2 separate regions of the Homo sapiens genome follow, and region 2 is linked to region 1. A link is an interaction called in ENCODE POLR2A ChIA-PET data of the cell type or tissue named here. Cell type or tissue: CD4-positive, alpha-beta T cell. All regions are shown on one strand. Each heading gives the region's core, and the rest is flanking DNA. Links, peaks and the distances in the headings are about the cores only.

Evidence for each region. ChIA-PET counts read pairs that join two places held together with the same protein. Peaks named below come from ENCODE experiments on the same cell type or tissue, not always from the same donor. Only the 100,000 strongest peaks of a DNase experiment are listed, where the experiment ranks them.
Region 2: POLR2A ChIA-PET joins it to region 1 with 10 read pairs; 10 of 35 experiments call an interaction of 5 or more read pairs at or near these places.

What each region holds. Positions count from the first base shown.
Region 1 is chr7:139,758,731-139,774,797 of GRCh38, reverse strand. The region is part of intron 1 of HIPK2 (homeodomain interacting protein kinase 2); the gene reads left to right. Among named protein-coding and RNA genes, the nearest start is that of HIPK2, 11 kb to the left of the region's middle. RefSeq lists an enhancer at 847-1,026. In CD4-positive, alpha-beta T cell, for the core only: no CTCF peak of the experiment used is centred there; DNase peaks (open chromatin) are centred at 6,337 and 7,127; H3K27ac peaks cover 3,662 bases.
Region 2 is chr7:139,628,451-139,640,864 of GRCh38, reverse strand. It overlaps HIPK2 (homeodomain interacting protein kinase 2), which reads left to right. Exons shown (of 15, transcript NM_022740.5): 3 at 9,140-9,263; 4 at 9,581-9,700; 5 at 11,826-11,912. Among named protein-coding and RNA genes, the nearest start is that of CLEC2L, 110 kb to the right of the region's middle. In CD4-positive, alpha-beta T cell, for the core only: no CTCF peak of the experiment used is centred there; DNase peaks (open chromatin) are centred at 4,784 and 5,144; H3K4me3 peaks cover 1,035 bases; H3K27ac peaks cover 1,371 bases.

The sequences.
Region 1 (16,067 bases), core at 3,430-11,429:
TCCATCAACTTGCTTTGCGAGGCTTTTTCAATATCTAGTGCAAAGGCCAACCACCAAGGTCTCTATTATGGGTTCTGAATGAGAGGAGCCTAAATTCCAAGTTATTTATGTTTTCCTCTCCCTGAGATATGCTGTGTTGATTACTATTGGCTTATGTAAAGGAACACTTCACAGACTTCCAAAAACTGTCTGCTGCAATTCATCATCAGATGGACCTGAAGATGCCTATCTACCAAGCTGTCTACCAAGAAATGAGATTCTGAATCATCTTGGGTTAGCAGAGTTTGATGACACATGCCCTAAAATATCTGTTCCTGTGTTTAGGTTTTATATTTTAAAAATGAGTAAGTATAAATGTTGCTTTTCTTCTCGCCACATTTGAGTAGTGAGTAAGGTGCCTTAATTTTATCCTTGATTTCAGACAATGTGCTATGATACTTGAATCAGAGAAACCTGAGTTTGAATCTAGTGATACGACTTTGGGCTTTATTGGACTGTGCAGGAACTCCATTAGAAACTAGTGCACGTAAAGTCCCTGGCTGTAGTAGGCATCTTCTCAGAGTGTGTTAAATCCCTCTATCTTCTGAGATGCTTACAGACATGATGACTCCAGGGAAAGAATAACCCACAAATAGTTTCGAAAACCAATAATAGCAACATTTCAATTATTAATCTCCTGCGATTCCCTTTCCAGTTTGGGCACCAGCAACAATAAACCCCCTATAGCCATAGAAGAAAGAACCTTCTTTTTACTCCCTCTGTGACCTTTCCAGATTCTTTATTTGCATTGAGCTTCTGCTGGTTTCAGGTAGAGAATTTCTCTTCTATAGTGGCACTTTCTGTGCTACTTGAAAAATGTGGAAATAAACTGCTGGGGCAGAGTTTCAGGGGCTGCAGCTGTGCCTCTTGGAAAGTATCCCCAAGTATGAAAGATAACCTTTGCCGTTAACCAAGATCCATTCCTAAACAAGGCAGCAGGCTGGGCAAGGGAGCACCCAGAGGTGGTTCACCAAGAGCCTCCTCCAAGGGGAGGCTCCTCGCCCACCACAAGCCAGGGTCTGCCTCACCATGCATTAAACATCATTTTCCTACAAAAGACAATTTGGTGCTTTCTGTAAGTTACAGGGGCTCAGATTCTTTGTATTTTATGTTTTATATTTCTTCATCTCTCTCTCTCTCCCTTCCTCCCATAGAGACCAGTCTTGGGGAACCACCTTTGAGGTTTGTGTGGAGCAAAGTAGTGATGATCAAGAGGGTGTGATATGTGAGCATTTCTTATTGTTCTCTGAACGTGTAATTCGCCTGTGCTTTCTGGTAGTCTTATTGATGACAATTCAAGGACTTTGGGTTGGTGTCAAAGACGGGCTTCAGAATAATGGCAGTAGACTTTATATAACCACCGATGGGATGTGAACTTGAAAGGCCCAAACTCGCAAGAGTTCCATTTCATATAGCTATTCTCTTTTGGGGGAAAAAAGAAAAGAAAAACCTACAGTATAGGCAGATCTTTATTTTTCCTATAAAAGAAACCCAGATGCTTGAGGGTCACGGTGATCACTGTGACTTAGGCCATATTGACTTTGTGCTGTGCACCGCCCTGCGCCCTTCACCCACATGAACTCAAATGTTCCACCTCTTGACAGACGAGGGCCCATCTTTAACGCATTCATTCAGCAAACATTTATGCAGGACCTGCTGTGTGTCAGGCCCTGTGGCAGGTTCTGGGTTTGTCGAAATGACAAAATCTTAATCCCTGTCCCTGACTTTACAGGGTGGGGGAAGTGAAAGAAGCATAGACTCACTAGACCATGGGTCTGATTCAAGATGGAATTTTTTCTTCTCCTTTTTTTTTTTAGTGGCAGTTCATACTTCTAACATGCCTATGCTTTCTTCAGCTAGAATGGGAAGACTTGGGTAGGCACAGTGGCTCACACCTGTAATCCCAGCACTTTGGAAGGCTGAGGCGGGTGGATCAGGAGTTCGAGACCAACCTGGCTAACATGGCGAAACCCCATCTCTACTAAAAATACAAAAAAAAAAAAAAATAGCTGGGCGTGGTGGTGGTGCCTGTAATCCCAGCTACTTGGGAGGCTGAGGCAGGAGAATTGCTTGAACCCAGGAGGCGGAGGTTGCAGTCAGCTGAGATTGTGCCATTGCACTCCAGCCTGGGCAATGGAGCGAGAGTCTTTCTCAATAAATAAATAAAGAGTGGGAAGACCCCATTTTCCTATCTCTCTTGAAGTGTTTTCTTTACGTAGACTCAAAAAAGTGTTTCTGAGTGTAGAAAATACTCATTACAAGCTTTCTTAGAAATGTCCATAAATATTACTGTCTGTAACTTGCAGAAGATCCTGTCTTCTTCTATTTGTTACTTAAATTTTATATCCTTGCCAATGCAAATACGTTTCTTATTTGCACAAGTTCTCAGAGACTTTCGTTTCTGATATTTGGTGTGTCGTAGGCTTTGTTGCGAGTGGACTCTTGCATCATATGTGGCTGTTGGAGAATTGATTCCCAGCCTTTTCGCCTGGCTGAGACCTTGTATTCCAGGTAGTTGTGTGGCACTTGGTGGTGGGGATATAGATCGGGCTGTCACTCCGAAGCATTCAGTGGCTACTTACCCAGAGCAGATCATTCAGGGAATTGTGGAAAAAGAAAAGCCTGACCTAGCTTCAGGGGCATAGAGCCCCAGAGCAGAAGACCTTGACACAGATATAGTTCACCCCCGTCTTCAGGAAGGTGAATGTCTGTGACTTGAAATTGTCAGTTCATTATTTATTTAATTATTTTTTCCAGGAAAGGGCAGTTGGAACTCCCTGAGTGACCAATTCCAGTATTCTATTAACCTGATTGTCAAGAAATTCCTGGGCCTGGCTGAAATCTCGCCTGCTGTCATTCAAACTTGTTTTCTTTTACTCAATTCCTTTCTCTAAAACCTTTCATATACTTAAAGATAATAACTGGGTCTCTTTAGCTTTTTCCTCACAGAGCCGGTTTTGTGTCACTGAAAGCATCTCCTTTCTCTCTTCTGAACTCTCTCTAGTTTCTCCCTATTTAAAAAAATGGTGGCAGTTAAAACTGAATACAGCTCTTTAATAATGTTCTCATTAGTACCGCATATAAGAGAAAAACGACTTCAGGGTTCTTGCATCATCGTGAACCCCTGGAGGGCAGGAACCATGTCTGATTCATCTTTGTCCCCTACAATAGCCGTGCAGTTCCTTAAACCTAGTAGGCGCTTCATAAATATTTCTGGAATTGACTGTTCCTTTTAATGCATCTAAGTTATAACTTACGCAGCCCTGGATTGGTGACTCATCTGTAGCTCGCATTCATTTCGGCCGTCTTTATTTTTCTTGTACTTGTATCTGGCATCCCTCACCCCAACAAAGCCACCTTCTGCTTGACTCCACTGATCACTTTGCATTTCACCCCTCAACTTCCAACTCTTTAGAATCTTGCTTAATTATCTCCCGTAGATCTGACAAACAGAATGCAGAGGCCATAAGTATAAAAACTTGAACTACACTTGAAAGAAGAGCAAGCACACAGAAGAATCTTGATGATTCAGAGCAGTGTCAGGTCATCCTCATTTAGAAGGGACCGTTTGTCAAATTCGTTATAGATTCTGAGTCAGCTAAAGCCATACCTGTTTTACTAGGTTCTCCAAGGTGAGTGAGCTAGGTGTTTATGAGAGTGGTTACAAGTCAGACTTTCAGAGGGTAGTCCTCCCTCTCTTTGGTTTAAAGCCAATGGAAAAGGCAAAAGATGTAATGAACGACATCACTGCAGGTTGTGTTTTTTCTGACAGATATCTTTGCCCTTAGAAAGCAAGCTAGTAAAATCATTGCCAAAAAAGAAAAGGCAGAAAACCTTTGAAACTCCAAAATATCTTTGTGGTTTTATAGCTACTTATTTCTGAATACAGCATTGAACAAATTTGTAATGTTTTTGACAGTAGTCTGTTTTAACAATTCTTGCCTAAGTACTTTTGCCTTAGTAGGTTCTGATCAATTAAATGCCACTGTGTTTAAGCAGAATTAAGATTGATCAATTCTTCTGCATGTGTTAATGCTGTCGACTCTATAAAAACCTTTGTCACAAAAAGAATGCAGCCTAATATGTGAGTGGACAAGGGTATTTTTCCTCCAGGTGGTTCTGTCCATCCGCAGTGAGAGATCACCATAGAACCTTCCATGACATTGACTACGAAAGCACTTCTGGCTTCACACAGTCACAGATTTGCATCTTGAAGAACAAAGGGTTTGTTTGTGTATTTTTACCATTTTCCTTCACACTAATATTTCCCTGTTGATTCAACCTATGGAATCGTTATTCCCAAGTAAAATCATTCGTCCAAGGGCTTATGATAAGAAGCCAGCTCTATACAATATAGAACTTATAGTTTCATAGCATTAAGGAAGCAAATTTTAATGGTGTTTGTGCCTGGATTTCTGTTAAAAGTCACAGGGTTATAATGCCGAGGTTGTGAGTATTAAATTAAAAAATTTTAAAAAGTCACAGGGCAGGGAGATTTGGAAAACTCCAGCTTATTGCCGATTGTGGAAATGTGTTCTTTTAAAATTTGTTTATTTTGTATCTAATGAAAGATTTATAGGGCTCTGACAAAAACCAGCATGTACGTTTTTGAAACTGTACAGAAAGACAGCAAGTTACACCTTCCTGAATTCTGTGTCACGGCATCTACTCACCAGAATCTGAGCGGATAGCAGGGACTTCTGGAGGATAGTAAGTGTCAGGGGAACTCGTGACAGGGAGAAGGAGCACCAAGAGAGAATGCACACGTGCTTTCGGCCTTTTCCCCTGAACCACTCACCTCTGCAGCTCCAGCACAGTGTCATTACTATTATTCATTAAGTGTGACCTGTACCATCAGGAAAAGATTCATCAGTTTCATTATGTTCTGTTAACTGAGCCTGGGAGGTTCTCTAATGTATTACAGAAATGCTTCCACTAGTCAGTGGTTAAAGAAATTCTTTCATTTGCTTGTTACAGTGATGTACTCCAAAGAGGATTTAAGGCTGCTTAAATGGTTAAGTTTCTGGTAGAGAGGGAAATTAATTTATGTAGATCAATTTTGTGGATAGCTTCTTTCCAAGGATGTCGGATAAATGAGGTATTCCTATAGAAAGAGACAACAGCAATAGGCAAAGCTCTGGTGTTGGCTTAACAAGGTGAATAAGCAGAGTGCATAATGGAATTCATTTGCAAAGTAATTTTTGCTTGGCTGGAGTGGTAAGCACAAAATAGACTAGCAGATGAGAATGGTAAGTGTTTGGGATCAGTTGTTAAAAGGTTTAAAAGGGGTTCTAATTCAAGTGACATTTTGTGGTGTGGAGAAGGGGACCGATATTATCAGAATGATACTTGAACAAGGTAATTTTTACTGGCCTGGGTATAATAGAAGGAACCAGACAGCCAGGGGTGGGCCATGCTGGTAGGCCTTGTGGTGCGGTGGAAGGCACTGCGGCCGTGGAGATGGAGGTGGGCCATGCTGGGAGGCCTTGTGGTGCGGTGGAAGGCACTGCGGCCGTGGAGTTGGGGCAGGGCTGCTGTTGGGGTGGTGCAGGAGAACACGCATCGAGCACTTGTCGGCTTGCCTGGTCCAGAGGTTCAATAAATGTTGGTTTCTTTTTGCTTTCCTCCCCACACCTTATGGCAGTGATCTAGGATCAGGAAAACTTGCTGGGATTGGCAATACCATGATGTTCTGTTTTTCTAAAGAATCTCTTTTTGTAGGCTCACTCGCATTTCACAGAATCTGACTGGGTCATAGTATAACCCTGGTGGGGTCTTCATGCGTTATTATTCAGTCTTTGACACATGAGAATCTGAGGCCAGAGCAATGAAGAGGCTGTTCCAATGTTATGTGTGCTGGGGGAGCAGAGCTAGGGCTCTTCCTCTCCCTTCCCCTGTAGCAGTGTGCACAGAAGCCCCAGAACACTCCAGAATGCCGAGTGGAGCTTTGCTAGGCTGCACTGCCAGGTGGGGCTCCAGGTATAGTGGTTCCTACCAGGCTGTCAGAGCCACTTCCTTTTTCCCCAGAGGCATACGGAAGCTCCTGAGTTCTGGTTCTCGTGGTCCCCTTGCAGCCCACAGTGCTACACTGAGCCCCTCCTGCAGGGAGTGTTTCCCTCTGTCCCAAGGAAAGCAAGGCCACAGTGCCCTCAGTGGTTCCTTGTGTTTCCCTGAGAAAGTTCACAGCTTGTCACCATGAGCTACTTAATAACAACAACAACAAAAATCACAGGAGAGAAGTCAGTACGATCATGATGAGTTTCACAGAACCTCAAAGCACTTTTAAGTCATTAAGCAGCTTTAAAAAAAAAACTGATTTCCCAAGGTACAGTTTAAAGTCATTTTATCTCTTTGACATCACCAAAACTTGAGCCCTGCCTCTTGTCTCCAGGCATGACAGTCTGACCTCAGATAGGGTCCTGTTGTAGTCTCTGTCTGGGGCTACTCCCCACCTGCCTGGGAAGCATTTCAGTCCAGATGAGCAGCATTTGAAATTAGTTGAACACTCAGACTTTCACGGTTATAAGACACAAACTAGGGAGTGAGCTTGCCCTGACATTTGTGGGTCTTGGGTCAAGAGTGTGAAGCGAGGCCCCCAGTCTGCCATCCACCCAATTCTCTCTCTCTACTCCTGGTCTGTGTGTCCAAGCTGCGACCACTCCCACCTCCGCTTGGAACTGGGGTGCCTCTTGCCCACCTTCCAGGTCTACATGTACACCCACAGGCCCTGGGAAAGGGCCTGGAAGCAGGCATGAAGCCTTTTGGGCAGGGAATCTCATGGCCCCAGGGACCCAGAGCCTGGTCTTGAAGAAGAGGGTGGGTGCTCAGCCTATGAATGGGCACAGCCCATGTTGGGAGGGGTGAGCTTGGGCCTTGACCCAATGAGGTTCAGGGCTTGAGCCCTTGTTGCCCTGTCCTAAAGGCAGTACTGATAAGGGGACACCTTGCTTCAAAAACTGAAGCAACAAAGGCAACTTGAAATGTTTCCTGTTTATATGGCTGGTGGTTGCATTTCTGCATCCTCTGCTCTCCTTTTCCTCCTCAACCTTGGTCTCATACATATGATTGCTTCCTAAAGCAAAGCTGATGAAACTGACCCATTTCCTGTTGCTTGCCAAAGTAGTTCAGTAACCAGTATGTTCCTTCTGCTGGTGAAACCTGACAGAGAACCTGGTAATTCTGACAGCTGTTATGTTTTGTGGGTTTCAGCCACTGACTTCCATGGCCTCTCCTACCATCCTTCTTTGATGGCGTCTCTGCTCTCTGCTTCCACCTATTTATTTTTTCCCACTTGTCTACCCACAGAGCCAGGCTCCCTTACCTACCTGTTTATTCTTTGACTGTGTGTTCCTTGAGCGTGTATTTGCCTTGTTTTACTTGTAGGTGTGAAGGTCTAAGTGGATGTACACACAGAACCTTCTTTGGGGTGTATTTGTGTAAGGGACTGTCTGGAAGAAGTGGTTCTTCAACCTTTTTGCCCTTCAGTTCTCTGGAGGGCTTGTTACAACAGATTGCTGGGTTTCACCCCCAGAGTCTCTAATTCAGTAGGTCTGTGGTAGGCTTGAGCATTTGCATTTCCAGTTGAGGACCATTGTTTTGGAAGAGTACATTCAGAACAAAAAGTCAGAAATATTTAGAATCAGATGGTGGTTGTTTTGGTGAAAGCTTTTCTTGGATGTGAGAGAGTCAGGGACCTGGCCTTAGCATTCTTCGCAATTCTACTGCCTTTTGTGGCTGTGACTTCCAGAAGCCATAGGCACATGCAGATCCAGCCTCCGACTTCCTCTCCTCTCACCTGCCTTCACATCTTCTCAGGGAAGGTCACAAAGTGCAGGAGCCACTTTCTCTTGTTCATTCAGAGCCAGCTGGTCTGTGTAGTTCATCCAGTTTGGTCTTGGGGCCCCAGAATAAAATGGGCCAAATATCATCCTCACAATAGTAATACACTATTATTAACTAATATTTAAGAGCTCTATGATTTTCTCCATTTACAGAAGAGGAAATTGAGGCTTAGAGATATGAAATAATGTATGCAAGGACTCATAACAAGTAATTGGTAGAGCCAGAGTTTGAACCTCAGTCCACTTGTCGCCAGCGCATGCCCTTATCTTCACTGGCAGGCCACCCTGCTTCTTGCAGGTAAGTTAGAGTGATCCATGCCATGTGCAAGACTGACTCCGGTAAGAAGGATCTGGGATCCTCCTTGGAAAAGAGGCAATCAAGCTGGAGACCGAAGGTGCTAACACAGATTTCTGTGACACTCTTGTTCCATTTGTCCTGTTCATCAAACAGGGTCAAGTGAGGTGGTGAATGTACAGCACTTGGACCTGTGGCTGGCATGTAGGAATGTGGTAGAGGGCAGCCAAGCCATGAGTCCCCTTTGAGAGCAAAACATATCAAATATTCAGGAATACTCTTACTGAGACCTCTAAGGAAAAACATGTTATGGGAAGATGATCATAACAGCTAATACCGCACACTTGCTATTGCCAGTTCTGCACTAAGATTTTACATGTGTGAATTCATTGAATCCCTGTAGTAACACTCAAAAGAGGTTCCACTTCCACAGTGTTACACAGAGGCACAGGCAGGTGAGGCAGCTCCTGAGTGCAGAGATGGGATCGACTCCAGGCAGTCTGAGTCCAGAGCTGACTCCTGACCACCAGCTGCACAGTAGAGACTCTTCCTCATCCCTCCTAGATGAGAGAGGGCAACTTGTAAATACATTGGTTCTTCTCCAAGTATCAATGGTCTTTGTTTTCATCAAAATCTGGATAAGTATTTTAAAACTTGAGAGACCAATTTCTGTTGCTTTTCTTGAAAGATAAGGTGGTAGGACATAGGTTAGGCATGGACCATAAGAGTGGTGAAGGGGTTAGCTCTATCCAGTGTCAAACCATAATGCTTCAAATCTGGGACAAAATTTGACAGACCCATCCATGGGGCAGAAGGGGGGAGGCAGATTTCAGGTTCCATAGTCTGTGAGCATTTAACAGAAGATGGAGGAGGTGCTGTGAGGCCATGGGGAAAGGAAGGCTGATTACCTGAATGGGAATGGGACTATATGAGAGCAATCTGAAAAATCTCAGTGGGTATCATCACCTCACATCATTACACCAATGTAAATTCTGCCTGATTAAAATGTGAGGTTTGACAAAAATATGTTCAAAATACATTCAGTGTTCTGGGGACTCTCCTAGGTGCCAAGTGTACAGCATTGAGCAAAACAGATAAAATTCCTGCCCTGAAGCAGCTTGCGTTTTAGCAGATAAAGACAAACGTTCCACTTTTTTACAAAGCTTTTTACAAAAGCTTGAAGGAAATGGAAGTGGATATTTATTAAACCTCTGGAGGAGTTGAAATTTCTAAGATTAGAAGCTGTAGATGAACTCACAGAGGAAAATATTATTAGTCTTGTCAGCATAAACATTCCCCAAATGTTAAGGTTATTTACTATCATGAGTTATTCCTCAGTGTAATTCTATGTAACATTGAGGTTTGTCTAGATGTTAGGATAGGTCCTCCAAAGTAGATATACTAGGTCAAGGGATTTGAACATCTGTTGGGTTCTAGATACATCACCAGGTTAATTTCCTTGCCAAAGTTTAATTTTTTTTTTTTTTGAGACAGAGTCTCGCTCTGTCATCTAGACTGGAGTGTAGTGGCATGATCTCAGCTCACTGCAACCTCTGCCTCCTGGGTTCAAGAGATTCTCCTGCCTCAACTTCCTGATTAGCTGGGATTACAAGCACCCGCCACCATGCCCGGCTAATTTTTGTATTTTTAGTAGAGACAGCCTTTCACCATGTTGGCCAGGCTGGTCTCAAATTCCTGACTTCAGGTGATCCACCTGCCTCAGCCTCCCAAAGTGCTGGGATTACAGGCGTGAGCCACCACACCAAGCCTAAAGTATAATACTTTTATATTAAACAAATCAAACCACCAAGATGAAAAATTGAGTTAACCCACCTGTTTGTCTGGGTGCTGCTCTCAGGCCTGGGCCCTGCTGTCATTCTACCCCTCTCGCCAGGTGACATATCATTCCCAGGTTTTCAATGCTCCCTCTATCTGTTAGGGACTCCTAAAGTTGTATCTTTACCTAGACTTCTTTTTTCAGCTCCAGAGTCATAAAGCCATCAAGCTACTGGACCTCTCTCTTTGGATATCTCATCCTTAACACATTCAAAGGAAACATCTTGGTCAACCCCCTGAAATATACTGCTGTTCTGGAATTCTTTATTTCCATAAATGGCACCTTCTGTCACCCAGTAGTTCACATCAGAAACCCAGAGTCATCCTTGACTTTGTTTTACTTAACATTTAACCCATCACCAAATTGTATTGATTTTTGCCTCCCAGGTGTAGCCATTCTCATCATTCGCCATAGCTGTGTTCTCTAAAGTCGCCAGGAACACTGAATTAGTGAATACTGAATCATTACTCCTAAGGGAGATACAGAGTTAGGTTCCTGTGAGCCTCTGGTCATATTTCCATTGACTGATCAATACGTAGTATCAGTTTCGTTGGTGTAATAATGTTGTATGTTGGTAGATGTTGTACGTTGGTATAGCATTACATATGTTGGTGTGATGATGTTTTATGTGTGTTTCTGTTTAAACATATATCTTAGCATATAGTTTTGATTAACATCAAACTCATGCCCAACAGCACTATAACTCATGCCTGAACGAGCTTATCTAACACATGCGTTTCTCATAAGGCACATCACAGTCTTCTTGTGCTTAGGAGCACTAAGCAGCACTTTAGCACTGTGCTTGGGGACCATTTAAACAGCAAAATCACCAACAAAACACACCAAAATGCAAAAAAAATGTGGCACTATATAGACAGTTGAAAGGGTACTTGTTTATAGTATAAGAGCTGAAACAGGAAGGCAGAGTGTCACCATTGTGGAGCTCAGCTGGGAATGTGTGTGTTGACCAGCGCAACTTTTTTGCTGCTCTGCGCATGCGCAGGCATGACCAAAAGTGCTCTGAGTATTGACTTTGGGGTTACAAACACCTTTTAGTGAGTAGGTGAATTTGCAAATGTGGAATCCAGGAATAATGACGACAGACTGTTTATCGTGAAGCCATCCATTTCTGTCTCCACTGCCATCCCTTGTCTGGGGGTTGGCAAACTTTTTCTGTAAAGGTCCACGTGGTGCATATTTGAGGCTTTGCAGGCCATCTGGTCTCTGCCGCCGTTACTGAAGTTGTAGAGTGAAAGCTGCACAGACAATACATACACGAGTCACGTGGTGGGAGGGGCGTGTGGGGGGGGGGGCGTGTTCCGGCAAAATCTTACTCCTAAAAGCAGACTTGGGTTTGAATTTGGTGTCCAGTCTGTAGTTTGGATCCCTGTAGCTAGCCTAAGCCACCATAATGTCTCATCTGGACTGGCTTCCTGACTTGTCCCTCCATGCCTGTTCTTGACCTTCCCCAGCCAGTTTCCCATAGTGATATTAAGTGCACATTAGATTCTGTCACTGCCGTACTTCAGATGTCCAACTGCTTTCCATCACACTTGGAAGAAAATCCTGAATCCTGAACAGCATGGATCACAGCACAGTCCCGGCTTGCTTCTCTGATCTCCCTGGACACCAGTCTTCCCCTCTGTTTGCCCCATCCTGGCCTCTTTCAGTTCTGTGACTGTTCCCAGCTGTTTCCTGCTTCAGCACCCTTTCCCACACAACAGTCTTCCCTTCCTGGAATGTTCTCCTGCCTGGCAGCCTGGTTAATTCATGCTCACTCTGTGGTCACACCTCAAATGTCACTTCCTCCAGGAGGCTTTCCCTGATCCTCCAGTGTAAATCATATTCCCCTCTTCTCATCTCAGAGCACCCTCTTCTTTTCCTTCATGACACTTAACAATTTTCATGAACCCACTTATTTGGGCATATTTGTTTTCCACCTGCCTTCCCCATTAGGCTGCAAGCTCCATGAAGATAGAAACCCATCTGTGGTTGTCTCTGTGTTCTCTACCCCGTTACCATCACGCACATTATAGACACTTCTGAAAACTTGGCAAATCAGTGAATGATTGTACAACATGCTTTTGTTCATACAGATTTTTGTATGAAACTGCAATCGAGGAAATTGCCACCCTTTTAGAGTGTATAGTATATCTTCAAAAATTGACAGTGATGATTAAAAGCAAAAGACATCTTGATAGGTGAGTTTGTAAATGGGTGTGCACGTGTATCCGTATTGTCAAAGGGTGATTCTGAGACAGACACTCTGCGAACAGGTATATCTGGTGTGAAGTTTTCTCCCTGGGACTTGAGTGCTGCATTCAATCCTGCTGGTCTCACTTTTCCCCTAGAGCTTTGGAACTTTGCTGGTAACATTTTCACATGAGGAAGTGGAGGTAAAGTTTGCTTGAGGAGGCATTTCAGCACCCCTCTTAAAAATTGACTTTGCTCTTGTTTCTTCTCTCAAACCATCACCTCATCTCTCTTAGACTTTGTCGGTGCTAGTTGTTGTTCTTTCTACAGTGTTGCCACCATCTGGGGAAGAAATCTTTGATTTGTCAGAGAATCATCTAAGCAATGAAGTTCCAACTTGGGGGTTGTTCCCAAGTCATTCCAGGAATCCTCCATGCCACTGATGGACAGGCCACTTAGCATATTTTAGAAAGGTAACAGATCATTTCTAAGATGACCTTCTGTAGATTACTAGTGAAACCTAAAGCCTTATGTAACTGCTTTTTTATGTATTTAGTACAGAAATAACATTTTCTAATTAAAGGAAATTAGAAAATAAAGGCAAGCAAAACACTCCACATACACACAGTTAGTCTCTCTCTCTCTCTCTCTCTGTCTCTGTCCAGAAATGACCACTGTTACATCTCTTAGGTCTTTTTGTATGCATAGATGTGTGCACATTTTTTTAACCAAAATGATGTATTACTGTTTTATTATCTGATTTTTTTGGATGACAGTCTCCAACTTTGTATTTCAATAAAGTTCATCTCGTTTAATACCTTGTTTCTATTCCGATTTCCATAACTGGCCCTCAAATACCCTTCAAGGCTGGTTTGTCGAAATCACCATCTAATCGAGTATCGTGCCCTATGTCTGGTTGTAACTTCCTTTTAGTCTCTTAATCCAGCACAGTCTCTTATTGAAGCAGCAGACCAGTTGCTGGTCTTGCCTCCAGAACCTCTGACCTGCTAGAGTGTGAGGTTGCTTCTTTATGGTTAGGCTTATTTCTCCATCCTCTGATTTCCTGTATGGAAAAGCTTGCAGGATTCAAGTTGTTTTTGACTAGATCTCACCAGAGCTAATTCAGTGTGCTTCACTCACTGTTACTAAAAAGGCCCACTACTGGGGATGCTGAGATTGACCCCTGGTCTAGGGCTGTGACAGCCTGAACCCACCATCGTCCAGTTACACTTTCCCCCTAGAGACCAGCAAGTGACTTGTGTGGTATAACTTTGCATACAAATCGTTTACTTAATGGTTTTGTACCCAGTGGTCATTCTTGCCTGAACCATACCTTCCTTGGGTTTTGGGAAATGTTTCTGTAATTCTTTCATTTCTTCTATAAAGTAGAGCTTTCCTGTACTGCCTGGGGCCGTCTGGTTACCCTGACACATGGTTCCCACTGGAAAGGCAGGATCTGTGCTAATGCTTTCCCTTTCCCCATTAACTTTCACAGTAAGGAGTTTAATAACCACTTCACGTAGTAACACGTGGTTTTTTTCTGTCTTTCTAACATTATACATTCATGGATTTTTATTGATCTGGTGTGTTCTAATCATTACTCTTTTGTTACAACTTTTAGGCAGTGAGACCCCTTCAGCTAGGTCCTGTGACCTTTTGACAGAACTTCTATAATCTTGAAAATCTGTGTTCATTCATGGCACAAATGCCCCAAGCTCATCTTGTACTTTTCAGTGGTATGGGACAATGGTATTAGAGAGTACAATCAGGGTATTGGGGGTGGTTATTGGTGCAGAGGTGACTTGTTTCTAGAGAACTTCAGTGGACAAAGCTGGAAAATATATACTGTTAAAATTTAAGAGTTCAGGTGGACATGTCCAGTTTAGTTTTAAAATCCTTATGCTTTCACTTTCCTTAGTAATTATTTTAACTCCCTTTTTCTGGTATGGAAAAATCTTTATTTTTTCTTTAACCTATAAATGTAAAGAATGTAGTTTCGAAATACCAATATTTATATTATTACCAATATGGAACTACAGAGGAAAGTTTAATACTTCTTTGTAATTTTTGTTTTGTTCTTAAAATGCATTCCACTAAGGGTATGTATTAAAAATACTGTGTTCTAAAATTCCTAAAAATAAATTCTTCCTCAGAGAGCATGTCACCCAGTTTGATGTATGGTTAGGCTCATATCATTCAGTTTCTTTTCAGTTTAGGACATTTTGAATGGAGCTTTTTTAAGATGGGTAATGCATTACGTGGCTGAAGGGTCAAAACTATGTAGATGTGGGCCGGGTGCGGTGGCTCACGCCTGTAATCCCAGCACTTTGGGAGGCCGAGGTGGGCGGATGATGAGGTCAGGAGATTGAGACCATCCTGGCTAACATGGTGAAACACCGTCTCTACTAAAAAATACAAAAAAATTAGCTGGGCGTGGTGGCGGGTGCCTGTAGTCCCAGCTACTCGGGAGGCTGAGGCAGGAGAATGGCGTGAACCTGGGAGGTGGAGCTTGCAGTGAGTCAAGATCACGCCACTGCACTCCAGCCTGGGCGACAGAGCAAGACTCTGTCTCAGAAAAAAAAAAAAACAACTAGGTAGATGTTTAATCTAGATGATGGGTATGTGAAAAATTGTTAAATCATTCTCTCTACATTTCTTTTGATATTGGAAAGTTAAAATAATTAAACAATATAGAGAAGTATACACAATGAAGTCTTAACCTGTGAACTTTGTTTTTTTTCTTTTTTATTATTTCTGTTTTGCAGATGAGCCCTATGCACTTTGTTCCCTCGTAGATAACCATTTTTCTTAGTATCTCGCTTAACCCTTGCGTCTTTCATTTTTAGAGGTTCTAGTGTGTGTATGGGTGTGTTCTTATTCCCTTACACAAAGGATAACATAACACATACAGTCTGTTGTTCTACGTCTTAACTTTTTTCTCTTAATAATACATTCTGGAACTCTGCATATTTGTACATAGAGATTATCTTCAGTCTTTTTTATAACCTTAGAGTACTCCATTTTGTTGATGTGTGATGATGGCACAACAACATAATCTTGGATTGTGTCTAATCCTCTGTCTTTTCAAATCACCTGTAATAGATAACCTTGTAGACATGTCATTTAATACTTTTGTAGGTGCATCTGTGAAATGAAATCCTAGAAATGGGATTATATAGTCAAGGGACAGATACATCTGTCATTTTTAAAAGTTATTGACAAATTCTTCCTGTAGGGTTTATACCGTATTCTACTCATGCAAGCAGTATGTGAAAGTGCCTGTTTCCCTAGAACATCACCCATGGAATCTGTTGTCAAACTTTTGGATTTTTGCTGGTAGGTGAGAAATGGTATTTTGTTATAGCTTTAATTTATATTTCTGTTATTATAAGTAAGGTTGATCATATTTTCATGTATTTAAATGTCATTTTGTGTTTATTTTTATGTGGAGTGTGTTTTGAATTTCAGACATTTTCCCACTATGTTGTTGGTCTTTTTCTTCTTTATTCTGAAAGCTCTTTATGTATAGTCTTTGCTATGAGTTGCATTTTTTTTCCAGTTGATCATGCATGTTTTGGTTTACTTAGTGGTGGTGGTTTGCCCTTTGGAAGTCTCTTTCATTTTATGTAGTCAAATTTATTTTTTTTATGGCTTCTGTATTTTTAGTCAAAGTTGGAGAGGCTTTGCCTGTCTCATATTTTTCAGTTCCTTTGGGTACTTTTGTAATTTTACTTTTTTCTGTTTACATCTTGGTACGTTTGGTGTTTCTTCTAGAGCAGCAGTTCCTAGCCTTTTTGGCCCCAGGGACTGGTTTTGTGGAAGACAATTTTTCCATGGACTGGGGGTGGGGGTGGTTTCAGGA
Region 2 (12,414 bases), core at 35-8,034, 130 kb after region 1:
GCGGAAGGATTGCTTGAGCTCAAGAGCTCAAGAAGAGCCTGGGCAACATGGTGAAACCCTGTTTCTATGTGCCTGTGGTCCCAGCTACTCAGGAGGCTGAGGAGGGAGGGTTGCTTGAGCCCAGGAGGTGGAAGGTGCGGTCAACCAAGATTGTGCCACTGCACTCCAGCCTGGACAACAGAGCGAGACCCTGTCTCAAAAAGAAAAAAAAAATAAGGAAGAGGGATGATCTGTTTATTTCATTGCTTTCACATGGACTTAGACGTGTTATAGATAAGTGGTTTAGTATTGTTCAGCTGACTACTCTATGCCAGGCCTCTGCAAGGTGCCCCCCTATGATGCTCTGTTTAACCTAGTCTTCATACCTGTACCCAGAAGTAGGTACACAACCAGTACCTGACAGGGCTGGGATTCAACCCGGTGAACACTGGGATCCCAAGTGCGGGCCACGCCCTCTTGACTTCTGCAGCCTCTACACCTCCACTGGAGGCCATTCCCCTGCAGGGTCATATGATCTGGACATGATCTGGGAATGCTTCTCAGTGTGTGCAGTCAAGAGAGCGAGTGGAGCTAAATCATCAAAGCTTCCATATTGATGGTGTCCAAAATGACAGTTGTTTTTCCTCTTTCTTTAGAAAGATAGAATTTTCAGTGTCTTCCTATGAGAATGTTGGAAAGAAATTATCCCCCTCTTTCTTAGGTGCAGATTTTGTCTGACACTTCATGTGTGTTTAAAGTATTTTTGATGTCCCAAAATAGTAATGAGGCGATTCTTTAAGATGGTTCCATGGGGTGGAGCTGTAGCAGTGAAGGTGAGGAAGAGCAAATGAGAGATCAGTTATGACAGAACCTGGAAATGCTCACTCACAGTATTCAGGAACCAGCAGCCCTACCTGCCTGAAACCGAACCGAGAACAGGAACAGCCCCTGTGGAAGCAACCGACATGTGATGATCAACCCAAAAAACCATGTAAACTCTGAAACAGAAAGGCCAAGCTGTCTGCCTCTCACATAGGAGGTACTGACAAGGTGGCATTGCCAGCTCCAGGGAAAACTGGCAACTGCTGAGGGTGTGCACTTGACATAGACTCATTCCTTCTACAAATGTGTATGGAGCACCTACATGCCCAGGCTGCGTGCTAGGCGCTGGAGATACAGCAGTGACATGGGGGTTGGGGGACTTGCGCTGCTCTGTGTGTGGTAGCCACCCCTGCCTGGCCACTTACTAAGGCTCAGCTCAGACTCCTCCTGGGAAGCCCATCCTGCTTTCTCTCTCCTCCTCCAATTTCCCCCATCTTTGTGTACTATGTACACACTTCACACATTGTATGTCAGATGTCGCTATGCTGCTACCTTGGCTAGACGGTGAACTCCTGGAAGAGCTGCAGGGTCTGGTTTACTTTTTGATCTTTAGCACCCAGCACAGTACCTGGCACAGAGGAAACACTTAGTAAATGGTGGTTGAATATTCTAATAAGTGAGTGAGGACAGCTTGAAACAAATTCTGGCTCAGAATGACTGTCAGAATGAGCTTCCCTGAAGATTAAGCATGCTTTAGCAACCATCCAACATGCTTCAGGTGGGCTGGATGAAAAGAAACATTTTAGACTTGACTTTGAACTTCTAGGACCTCAGAGCCTTATAGACTAGCAGAGCAGGGGGACAAGGCCTCTGCAAGATCAGATCCCAGCAAAATGGTCTGAAGTCCCCAAAGATTCCTGGGGGCCAAATGGGGAACTACCTCCCTTACCTGAGGGTTTATGGGCTGGGTGTTGAGCAGCTGTTTACGAAGCAGCTTCTGTGTGCCAGGCTGAGGATCAAGGACAAGTGAGATGCAGACCCTGCCCTCCAGGAGGTATAGTAGAGGCAGATATGCAAACGTATTTGTGTGTCAAAAATGACAATTATTGGCTGGGCGTGGTGGCTCACGCCTGTAATCCAGCACTTTGGGAGGCCGAGGCGGGCGGATCACGAGGTCAGGAGATCGAGACCATCCTAGCTAACATGGTGAAACCGCGTCTTTACTAAAAATACGAAAAATTAGCCGGGCATGGTGGTGGGCGCCTGTAGTCCCAACTACTCAGGAGGCTGAGGCAGGAGAATGGCGTGAACCCGGGAGGTGGAGCTGGCAGTGAGCCAAGATCGCGCCACTGCACTCCAGCCTGGGCAACAGAGTGAGACTCTGTCTCAAAAAAAAAAAAAAAAAAAGACAATTATTTACTCTCTTTCTCCAGAACAAGAATGTTTAGTGGCTTGCTTTGGGAATGTTGGAAAGGAATGAGTCCTCTTTCTTAGGTGCAGATTTTGTCTGACACTTCATATATATGTTTAAAGTATTTCTGATGTCCCAAAATAGCGATGAGGAAATTCTTTAAGATGGTTCTGTGGGGCCAGTGGGTGCTCAGTTAGTATTTATTGGACCAATCTGGTCTGAGTATGTCATTGATCTTTGTATGCTTGTCACCTGGTAGAGCCAGCACAGAGACAGTGGGCAGTGTCTGTTTGAATAAGGAAGAATGGAAGCGGGCAGGGAGGGGAGCAGGCTGTATCTGAAACATGTCTCATGAGTGCAGAGAAAAGGCTGCACCCTTAGGGGTGGGAGAGGGATCCAGAGTGGATTGGAAAAGGTTAAAACCAAAGGCAAGAGAGCAGCAGGTGGCTGTAGTGAGGCCCAGATGGAAGAGCATGTGATTTCGCATGCTGCAGTGGGACTGCGCAGGATAAAGTCTTCAACATAAGAGCTAAGGTGGAGGCTCTAGAGGGCGTAATGACAATGGCCATAAAATAAGAGGTTTGGGCTAAATCCCTGAGGTCCCAAGTCCTAACCCTGCATGAGCCAGGTGCCACTTCTAGCCCTCCTGTTCCTCCTCCCTGTCATTTTTGCTGTAATTCTTTTGTTGGCCACCTGCAAGTAGGTGTCCTTGGCACTCCTGCTGTCTGCCCTGCTGTGGTGAGTGTGAGCCGGGTTGCTCGTGCCCCTCTCTGAGCCTCAGCTTCTGCTCCTCCTTGGGCTAAATCCTGCCCCCTCATGCCCAAACCTTGATTGCTGCATAATGATTCAGCCCTTCTACTCTCTTTTATCTGCACTGCCTTAGAGCTTTGTCTTAATCCATATTTTAACACTTTCTTATATTTAATAAAGGTTTATTTGATCAACAAATGCTTAATGAGTGGCTACCGAATGCCTGCGCTGCCCTCATAGACTTGGTCAGGGAAGACAGACAGTGAGCAGGTTAAGAAAGTGCTGTGAAGTGGCATTTATGGCACCCTATATGAAGACTAACTGGTGTCAAGGGAGGCCTGTCTGTAGCGTGACAGCTGAGCTAAGATTTGAGGGATGAGAAGGAGGCAGCCATGTGACAGCCAGCAGGGAGAGCATTTAAGGCAGAAGCAACAGCATCCCACGAAGACTCTGGCTCCAAAGGAGCTCCAGGTACTCTTGCAAATGGAAAGGAAACCAACGGGCCTGCAACGTATTAAGCTAGGAGAGTGGTTGGCAGTGATGGTGGAGAGGTGGGCAGGGTCCCAATCGTGGAGGCCCCATGGCCATGGAGGGGTCTAGATTTCATTCCAAGTCCAGTGGGGAGCCCCTGAAGGCTTACGGCAAGGGGGTGGGGTGCCATCTGTTCCCTGTGGCTGCCATGGAGGAAGTGGGCACAAGGAAGGGAGAGACAAGTGGAAAGGCTGCAGTGGAAGCTCCAGGTGACGCAGGGGTGACCAGCGCCACTGCTGCGGCAGGGGGGATGGAGAATCAGGGGCTGACTTGAGACTTTGGAGCTGGCCATGTTAGTGGATAGATGGTGGGGATGAAGAAATCAAACATCTTTCCTGGATTTCTGCCTAAGCAGCTGGAGGGTGGTGGTTCCCTTTCATAAAATGAGGAGGACAGTGGAAGGAATATGTTTAGAGAGGGGGATCAGAGAATAGTTCCCTTCTAGACGTGTGGAATTGGAGATGACTATGAGACATTCCAGAGGCAATACCAGGCTTCCAGAATGCAAATCTAGAGCCAGAAGGAGAATTCCAAGATGGAGACAAACCTGGGAATACAAATGGAATTTAAACCTATGGAGCGAGTAAGATGACTGTCAGTTTCCTAGGGCTGCTGAAATAGGTACCACAAAATATCTGGCTTAAAACAAAAGACATCCAAAATCAAGGTGTCAACAGGGCCATGCTCCCTCTGAAGGCTCCAGGGGTAGAGCCTTCCTTGTCTCTTCCTGCCTCGGGTGGCTCCAGGTGTTCCTTGGCTTGTGGCAGCATCACTCCAATCTCTTCCTCCCTTTTCACATGACCATCTTGCTGCTGTGTCAGTATCTATGTCCAGATTTCCCTCTGATATGGATGCAAGTCACATTGGATTAGGGCCCACCTACTCCAGTGTGACCTCATCTTAGCTAATTATATCTGCAGCAACTCCATTCCTAAATAAAGTCACATGCCAAGGTGCCAGGAATTAGGAGTTCAACATAACTTTTAGGGGGACACAATTCAACCCATAACAATTATCTAGGGCTGGGTGGAAGGAGAGAAGACGGTGGGCTTAGGACTTGGCCAACACACAGCAGTTGGATAGAAGAGGGCGAGCCTACAAAGGAAATGGGCAAGCCACAAGCAGAGAGGCGGGACAGATATGGGGAGCAAGCGATGTCATGAAAACCAAGAATAAGTGTTTCAGGGCAGGAAGGAATGATCACCCGCGTGAAAAAAATGTGGCTCCCAGGTCACAGAGCTAAGAAGTTGATCAACAGATGTGACAGCGTGGAGATCACTGCTGATCTCAACAAGTGCAGCGCGTCAGTGACGCAGAGTGTCCAACTCCAATTAGAGGAAGCTGAGCAAATGCTGTGAGGTGAAGAGGTGGGAACCACAGGGGGAGATGACTCTCTCCAGAGAGTGGGCCTTGAAGGGGAGCTGAGAACTAGGGCAGCAGCTGCTGGGAGACGAAGGGATTAGGAAAGGTTTGTGTTTGGGGCTTTTGTTTTGTTTTTTGTGTTCTGTTTTGTTCTTGTGTTCTGCTTTGTTTTCTAACGTGGGAGCCGCTAGAGCATGTGGTGTGCTGTGTCGGCTCGATTTTTATGTCTGTGTCTTTCTGTGACACACGTTTTGTATTCGACTCGAGTTGTCCTGTGTGCTTTGATGTGGCTTTCGCAGCATCAGAGGCCTTCGCAGACAGTACTGTCTCCCAGCCACCTAGCCAGATGCCTGGGCATTTGTTCTTTACGGTCGCAGCAGGAACATTCTGCGGCACGTATCATGGTACCGTGAATGGCTGCCATTTCATTTTCTTGGTGGACTACAAGCAATTTTCCCAGGCCCCGTTCATGTCACGTCAGTCGTCAAAATCTATGTCTGGTGTTTCCTGCTAAAGAACATCACTAAAGTGCCTTTGTGTGGCCATTTTAGTTGTTGCAGTCTGCCTTGTTCATCACTGGGGAATGGAAACTGGAAAACGAGGTTTCCGTGGGTTAGGAACAGCCTTCCGGGCCATGAGAACCACGTAACTAACCTGATAGGAAGGGCAGGCCCATAGTCAAGTTCAGAGAAGTCCCCTGGGGCCAGACCGGCCTTCCTAAGACTTACTTGAGTGTCAAACATCCAAACCTACAGACTGGAGCGTCAGACTTCCAAACGTCAGGCTGCAAGAGGGCAGGGGCCAGCCAAGAGGCCAGGTGACAAGAATCGGGGGACAGAGGTGAGAATGTGCTTGATCCTTGAGCCAGCAGTCCAGGCCAAAACTCTCCTCCCATGAAGAGGCCTAGATCCACGTGAGAGGAGGCAGGAGGCCACCCCTGACTCTAGAACAGGGAGGGCAGAGAGAAAAGCAGGTTCTGACACCATAATACTTTTTTTGGTAGTGTTCTTTTCAGATATTCCCTTCTTTTCTGGCCAGGTATGGTGGCTCCTGCCTGTAATCCCAGCACTTTGGGAGGCTGAGGCAGGTGGATCACTTGAGATCAGGAGCTTGAGACCAGCCTGGCCAACATGGTGAAAACCCGCCTCTGCTAAAAATACAAAAATTAGCCAGACCTGGTGGTAGGTGCCTGTAATCCCAGCTACCTGGAAGGCTGAGGCACGAGAATCGCTTGAACCCAGGAGGTGGAGGTTGCAGTGAGCCAAGATCATGCCACTGCACTCCAGGCTGGGCAACAGAGCAAGACTCTGTCTCAAAAAAAAAAAAAAAAAAAAACCTGAAACAGATAGTCCCTTCTTTTTTCTAAGGGATGTGATGTTTTAAATAAACTGAAACGATCTCTAAAGGCACTGCTAGAGGCAACCTGGCAGTAATCTTATCAGTTACACACAATGATGAGTGAACCTGGGGGCCCTGGTATGTGGCCAACACTGACACAGGTGGCCTAGGCAGGTGGTGGGCTCGTGGTCACATGGAAGACAAGGGTGCAGCAGGGACATGTCTTGGAGCCACCACAGGCATCCCCAGCTCATCAGTGCCAGTGAGTAAGAGTGGCCCCTGACAATACATGCGCAGTCCAATGTGGGGACCAAAGGAGACAAAGGCCAAAGGGGGTGAAGTGCCAAGCAGAACACTGGCAGCTGAAGACGCCCAGCAGCAGGCGATGGGGACAACGGAAGGTTCATTAAATAGCAACAAGGCAACTCACTCCAGCCCCCAGCGGTCACTCCTTCTGCTGCCCAGACCGGCAAGTGTGACTGGTACTCTAGAAGCACGTAGTAGCCAGTACCCAGTCTCTAGTTGTGAGGAAAGGAATAAACTAAAATTTTTTTTTTTTTTTGAGACAGGGTCTTGCTCTGTTACCAGGCTGGAGTGCAATGGTGCAAATCATGGCTCATGGCACCCTCAAACTCCTGGGCTCAAGCAGTCCTCCCACTTCAGCCTCCTGAGTAGCTGGGACCACAGGTGCGCACCTCCATGCCTGGCTTTTTTTTTTTTTCTTTTTGCGACGGACTCTTACTCTGTCACCCAGGCTGGAGTACAATGGCACGATCCCGGCTCACTGCAGCCTCTGCCTCCTGGGTTCAAGCGATTCTCATGCCTCAGCCTCCTGAATAGCTGGGATTACAGACCTGCGCCACCACGCCTGGCTAATTTTTGTATTTTTAGTAGAGACAGGGTTTCACCATGTTGACCAGGCTGGTCTTGGACTCCTGACCTCAAGTGATCCTCCCACCTTGGCTTCCCAAAGTGCTGGGATTACAGGCCTGAACCACTGCGCCTAACCCCTTTTTTTTTTTTTAAGAAACAGGGTCTCACTCTGTTGCCCAGGCTGGTCTGAAACTCCTGGGCTCAAGTGATCCTCCCATCTCACCCTCCCAAAGTGCTGGGATTCCAGGCATGAGCCACCACACCTGGCCAAACTCCATTTTACTTGTGAAAAATCAGAACTTGGTAATAAGACATTTTTGGGTTTTGTTTGTTTTCTTCTTTTCAATACTATTATATAAAGAAAAAAGATTAGCAATGAGAACAAATTTAAAGGGGGAAGAGGAGGTACTTTTTCAGTAGAGAAAAATTCAGCTAGAAGATCCAAGACCAGTGGGGGTGTTTCTGATCGCCCTCTTCCTCCCCACTCTCATGCTAGGTGTGTGAAAGGTAACCAAGAGAAAGGTCTCCCCAGCTCCCTTCACTCCCACTCCAGGCTGCAGAAAGGGTAGGAAAGTAGCCTCTTCTACCATCTCTTAGTGAAGTGGAAAATTTATAGAGAAAACAAAAATCAGGCTAATGCATTTCATTATCAGCAGAATGCCTTGAGCTACTTTCTTTCTTTTTTTTTTTTTTTTTTTTTTTTGAGACAGGGTCTATTTCTGTCGTCCAGGCTGGAGTAGAGTGGTGCAATCTCAGCTCACTGCAACCTCCACCTCCCGGGTCCAAGCAATCCTCCCGCCTCAGCCTCCCAGGTAGCTGGGACTATAGGCACACACCACCGCACCCTGCTAATTTGGGTTTGTTTGTTTGTTTGTTTGTTTTTGGTAGAGACAGGGTTTTGCCATGTTGCCCAGGCTGCTCTTGAACTCCTGGGTTCAAGCAGTCCACCTGCCTCAGCTTCCCAAAGTGCTGGGATAACAGGCATGAGCCACCGTGCCTGGCCTTGAGACATATTTTTTTAAAAAAACATAAGCTGTGTTCATATCTCAAACTTTGAGCCTGGTTTTGTCCAAAACATACCCCTACCTAATCATGACAGATTCTTAGAAAAGAAGATGTACCTGGGTGGTCTCTTTAGTGTTGATTACCAACTCCCTGTGAAATGTTCTCTTGGGGTTTAGGTGATTTCCTTGAAGGGACAGAACTCCTGCATTCAGGAACAGGTTGTTCATGGAGTTTACGCTGGAATCCTGGTTGATACCAGACTCTGTATTCATGAATGGGGTTCTATAATTGTAATATTAGGTAACTTCTAAGAAGATTAGCTTTTTAGAAGCTAATAAAAAATAGCAATGTTTCCTTAAGAAAGTGTGATGTAAATTCTTAAGAAAGGATAATTGGCATAAACAGATATTGGACTTAATCCCGTTATTTTGGGAAGGGGACAGCTTGTTTTACATCTTCCTGAAGATAGAATACCTCGAGTTAGGTGTGGTTGTGCATTCCTATAGACCCAGCTACTCAGGAGGCTGAGGCAGAAGGATTGTTTGAGTTCAGAAGTTCAAGACTATAGCGAGCTATGATCATGCCTGTGAATAGCCACTGCACTCCAGCCTAGGCAACATAGTGAGTTCCCATCTCTAGATAGACAGAAGAAAATAGAAGACCTGCGTTTCAGAACTCCTTTGTAAAAACCAGGCATTCTCTGAAGATTAGTTTCCCAGACTTTCAGCTACAAAAGATAACTTCAGAATATCTCTAAAATGGTTGTTAGCTCATCTGATTGGCGTGTGAAGGTAATGAAGTCAGTAGACGTGGTTCTCTGTAGGTGTGTTCTAAACACACAGACTTATCCTTCATCTCAGCCAACCTTCCAAGTGGGCCCTCCACTAATGGAGGGGACCAAGCCAAAGAATGGAAGGATTGTTGTAGCACAGCGCCTCTCCTGAGAGCCACAGGCCCTTCAGAGGAGGAGTCAGTAATGGCACCCCAGGTTTGAAAGATAGTATTCATATAGAAACAGCTTCCTGCATTTCCAACTTGCTAATGGTTTCTTCCATTCTTCCTTTTCAGGGCCCCTGAGATCATCCTTGGTTTACCATTTTGTGAGGCAATTGACATGTGGTCCCTGGGCTGTGTTATTGCAGAATTGTTCCTGGGTTGGCCGTTATATCCAGGAGCTTCGGAGTATGATCAGGTGGGTCCAGATGACACAGATATTCACAAGACCTCATTCTTCATCTGGAAAATAGCCTGGATTAGCATTTCATTGATTACATGACAAATGGGCGGGACTGTGGAATGTCACGTTGTCTCCCAAACCTTGCTTCCCTTAACCTTGCTATTTTTTCTTTATTCCTTTCTCTTTTCCCTTTTTCTTTTTTCTCTTTTTTGTTAACTTCTTTCCCTACAAAAATTGTCATTTTCATTTTTCTCAAAGCCAGCAGAGCCATTAGTATACCATATGTATAGTGACAGGAAAAGCCCTGACCTCATTCTTATCTTTTCTTGCAGATTCGGTATATTTCACAAACACAGGGTTTGCCTGCTGAATATTTATTAAGCGCCGGGACAAAGACAACTAGGTTTTTCAACCGTGACACGGACTCACCATATCCTTTGTGGAGACTGAAGGTAGGAAGAGCGTCTCCTCCACTCCTCACAGTGGCCCAGCGCTTAGGGAAGAGGGCCGTAGACCCATTAGTGGGGAGCTTTTGATTCAGTCAGCAAAATGAGGGCACTGGGGGTGCTGTTGTTAATACATGGTATGGCTGAATCTGAATGCTCAGAAGCCCCTCTTTCCCTTGGCCTATCGCCGCCTGTGAGAGTCCAACCTTATGATTGCTGAACTCCCAGGATTTAATCCGATAAGCCTTGATGACTGTCTGATTTGTGCTAGGGAGAGAAACGAACCCCACTCTGCCCTTGAGAGCTGGCAGTCCAGAGGGAGACAGGACCATGTGCCACAAGCTCCCGCCCACTGTAGTAAGGGCCCTGTTCCTGGTCAAGAATGGGTGTGGGTGCCAAGAGGAAGGAGCATTTAATTCTGCCTGCAGCAGAGGGGCAAGGAGGAGCATTTGAACTGGGCCCTAAAGAATGAAGAGGGAGCGTGGTGGCTCACGCCTGTAATCCCAGCACTTCGGGAGGCTGAGGCGGGTGGATCACTTGAGGTCATGAATTCGAGACCAGCCTGGCCAACATGGTGAAACCCCGTCTCTACTAAAAGTATAAAAATTAGCTGGGCGTGGTGGCATGCTCCTGTAATCCCACCTACTCAGGAAGCTGAGGCACGTGAATCACTTGCACCTGGGAGGCGGAGGTTGCAGTGAGCTGAGATTGTGCCACTGCACTCCAGCCTGGGCGACAGAGTGAGACTGTGTCTCAAAAAAAGAAAAGGAAGAATGAAGCGGGTTTGCCCAGTATAGAAGTGTGGGGTGGCGGCTGGGGTGATGGGGGTTAGGGAGAGGGGTTCCAGGCAAAGGAGGCTGCCTGGTGAGCCCATGGGAATATCCTAAGGCCCAGGGAGGTGTCTGGTTCACACAAGTAACCATAAACCTGAAACTCCGGGGGCAGGGGCTTCACTTTAACAGAAACATAGTTTGCTTTCACTTTGATCTGTGCCTAGCAATTAAAATCAAAGTATTTTCCTGGTAAAAAGAAAATAATAAAGTCTTAAATATGTTTCATTTTAGGTATTTCTTTTTTTGCAGCAGGGTGGGTGGGTGTTTGTTTTGTTGTTGTTTTGGATTTGTTTTTTTAATGGAATCTGCAGCCAAATCCTAATATGGTTTAAAGATAATATATATCCAGTAGTCACAAAAGACTGAGAAAAGAGATTTGGGAACTGAGCAAGCACTCAGGCTATTGATGGGAGGCCTGGCATTTGGCAACTGTGAGGGTGAGTGTCAAGGTCAGGTCCAGTAAAAAGAGTCCTCCGGTGGAGGAGGGTGAGGCTGGAGTTTGCTGTTGTGTTTTATTGAAGAGCCTCAGTCCCACATGTCCAGCTGTTCCCAGGACTTAAGCCGCTCCAGGTGTGCTGTCCTTGAGTGAGATTTTGAAGACGAATTACCTCTGGATTACCTCATGGATGAGTACAGAAATCCATAGTAATTGGAAACAGCAGTATCTCCAGCCATTTGGGGAATGTAGGTCTGTGTCTCAGCCACCAATAGAGGGGCAGCCCAGCCACAAACTCTGGGGCCAGCTGCCACCTATTGGCCATGTGACCATGGCAAGTGCCTGGAGCTTTCTCTTCCTGTTTCCCCATCTGGAAAATGGGGATAGTAACTGTGCTACCTAATGTGGTTGTCAAAACTATTAAATGAATAAATGTGCTTTAGAACAATGTCTGGCACGTAGCAAGAGCTATGTGCATAAGGGTTTATTAAATAAAATTGGAAAATGCATGGGAAAGCCCTTTGCTTTTCCACAATGGAATCTTGCCTTATTCCTTAGACTCAGAGAAGGCTGTAAGCTGATCGAGGATGTGGCATACCTTGATCAGCCTGTGGTATGGAGCAAGACTGCTCCATACCTGACCCGGAGCCAGCCCCTGACACGTGTGCATAGGAAGGAGGAGGGATGGGTTGGTGTGGATGAAGAGAGAAGGGAATTGCAGGTGTGCAGGTCATTGAAGAATCAAAATCTCTTCCGAAATGTGGGAAAGAGACCCTCTGTGAGACACAGGAGTTCCAAGGCTTGAGTCCCAGTGATGAGGAGCTAAGTCACGCTACCAATTGGCTTTTGCCTCTCTTGACAGACACCAGATGACCATGAAGCAGAGACAGGGATTAAGTCAAAAGAAGCAAGAAAGTACATTTTCAACTGTTTAGATGATATGGCCCAGGTAAGCTTCATGGGTGAGTATGCAACGTAAGCCCTTTAAAACCAAGGGCAGCAAGACTTCTGCAATAGTAATAGAAGATAATGGGTTGAAATCCACATTATTCAACTGCAGTGGTTGACCTTGACCTTAAATAGTTACAGCCAGTCTTAGTAAGAATACCATTTGGTGTGTGAAACATTTTTAAAACTTCATACCAGCTCCTTTAAAATCGTTCCAGTTGGCCAGGCATGGTGGCTCATGCCTGTAATCCTAGCACTTTGGGAGGCCAAGGCGAGTGGATGACCTTAGGTCAGGAGTTCAAGACCAGCCTGGCCAACATGGCGAAACCCCGTCTCTACTAAAAATACAAAAATTAGCTGGGCATGATGGTGAGCACCTGTAATCTCAGCTACTCGGGAGGCTGAGGCAGGAGAATCACTTGAACCCAGGAGGCAGTGAGCCGAGATCACACCACTGCACTCCAGCCTGGACAACAAGATCAAAACTCCATCTCAAAAAAAAC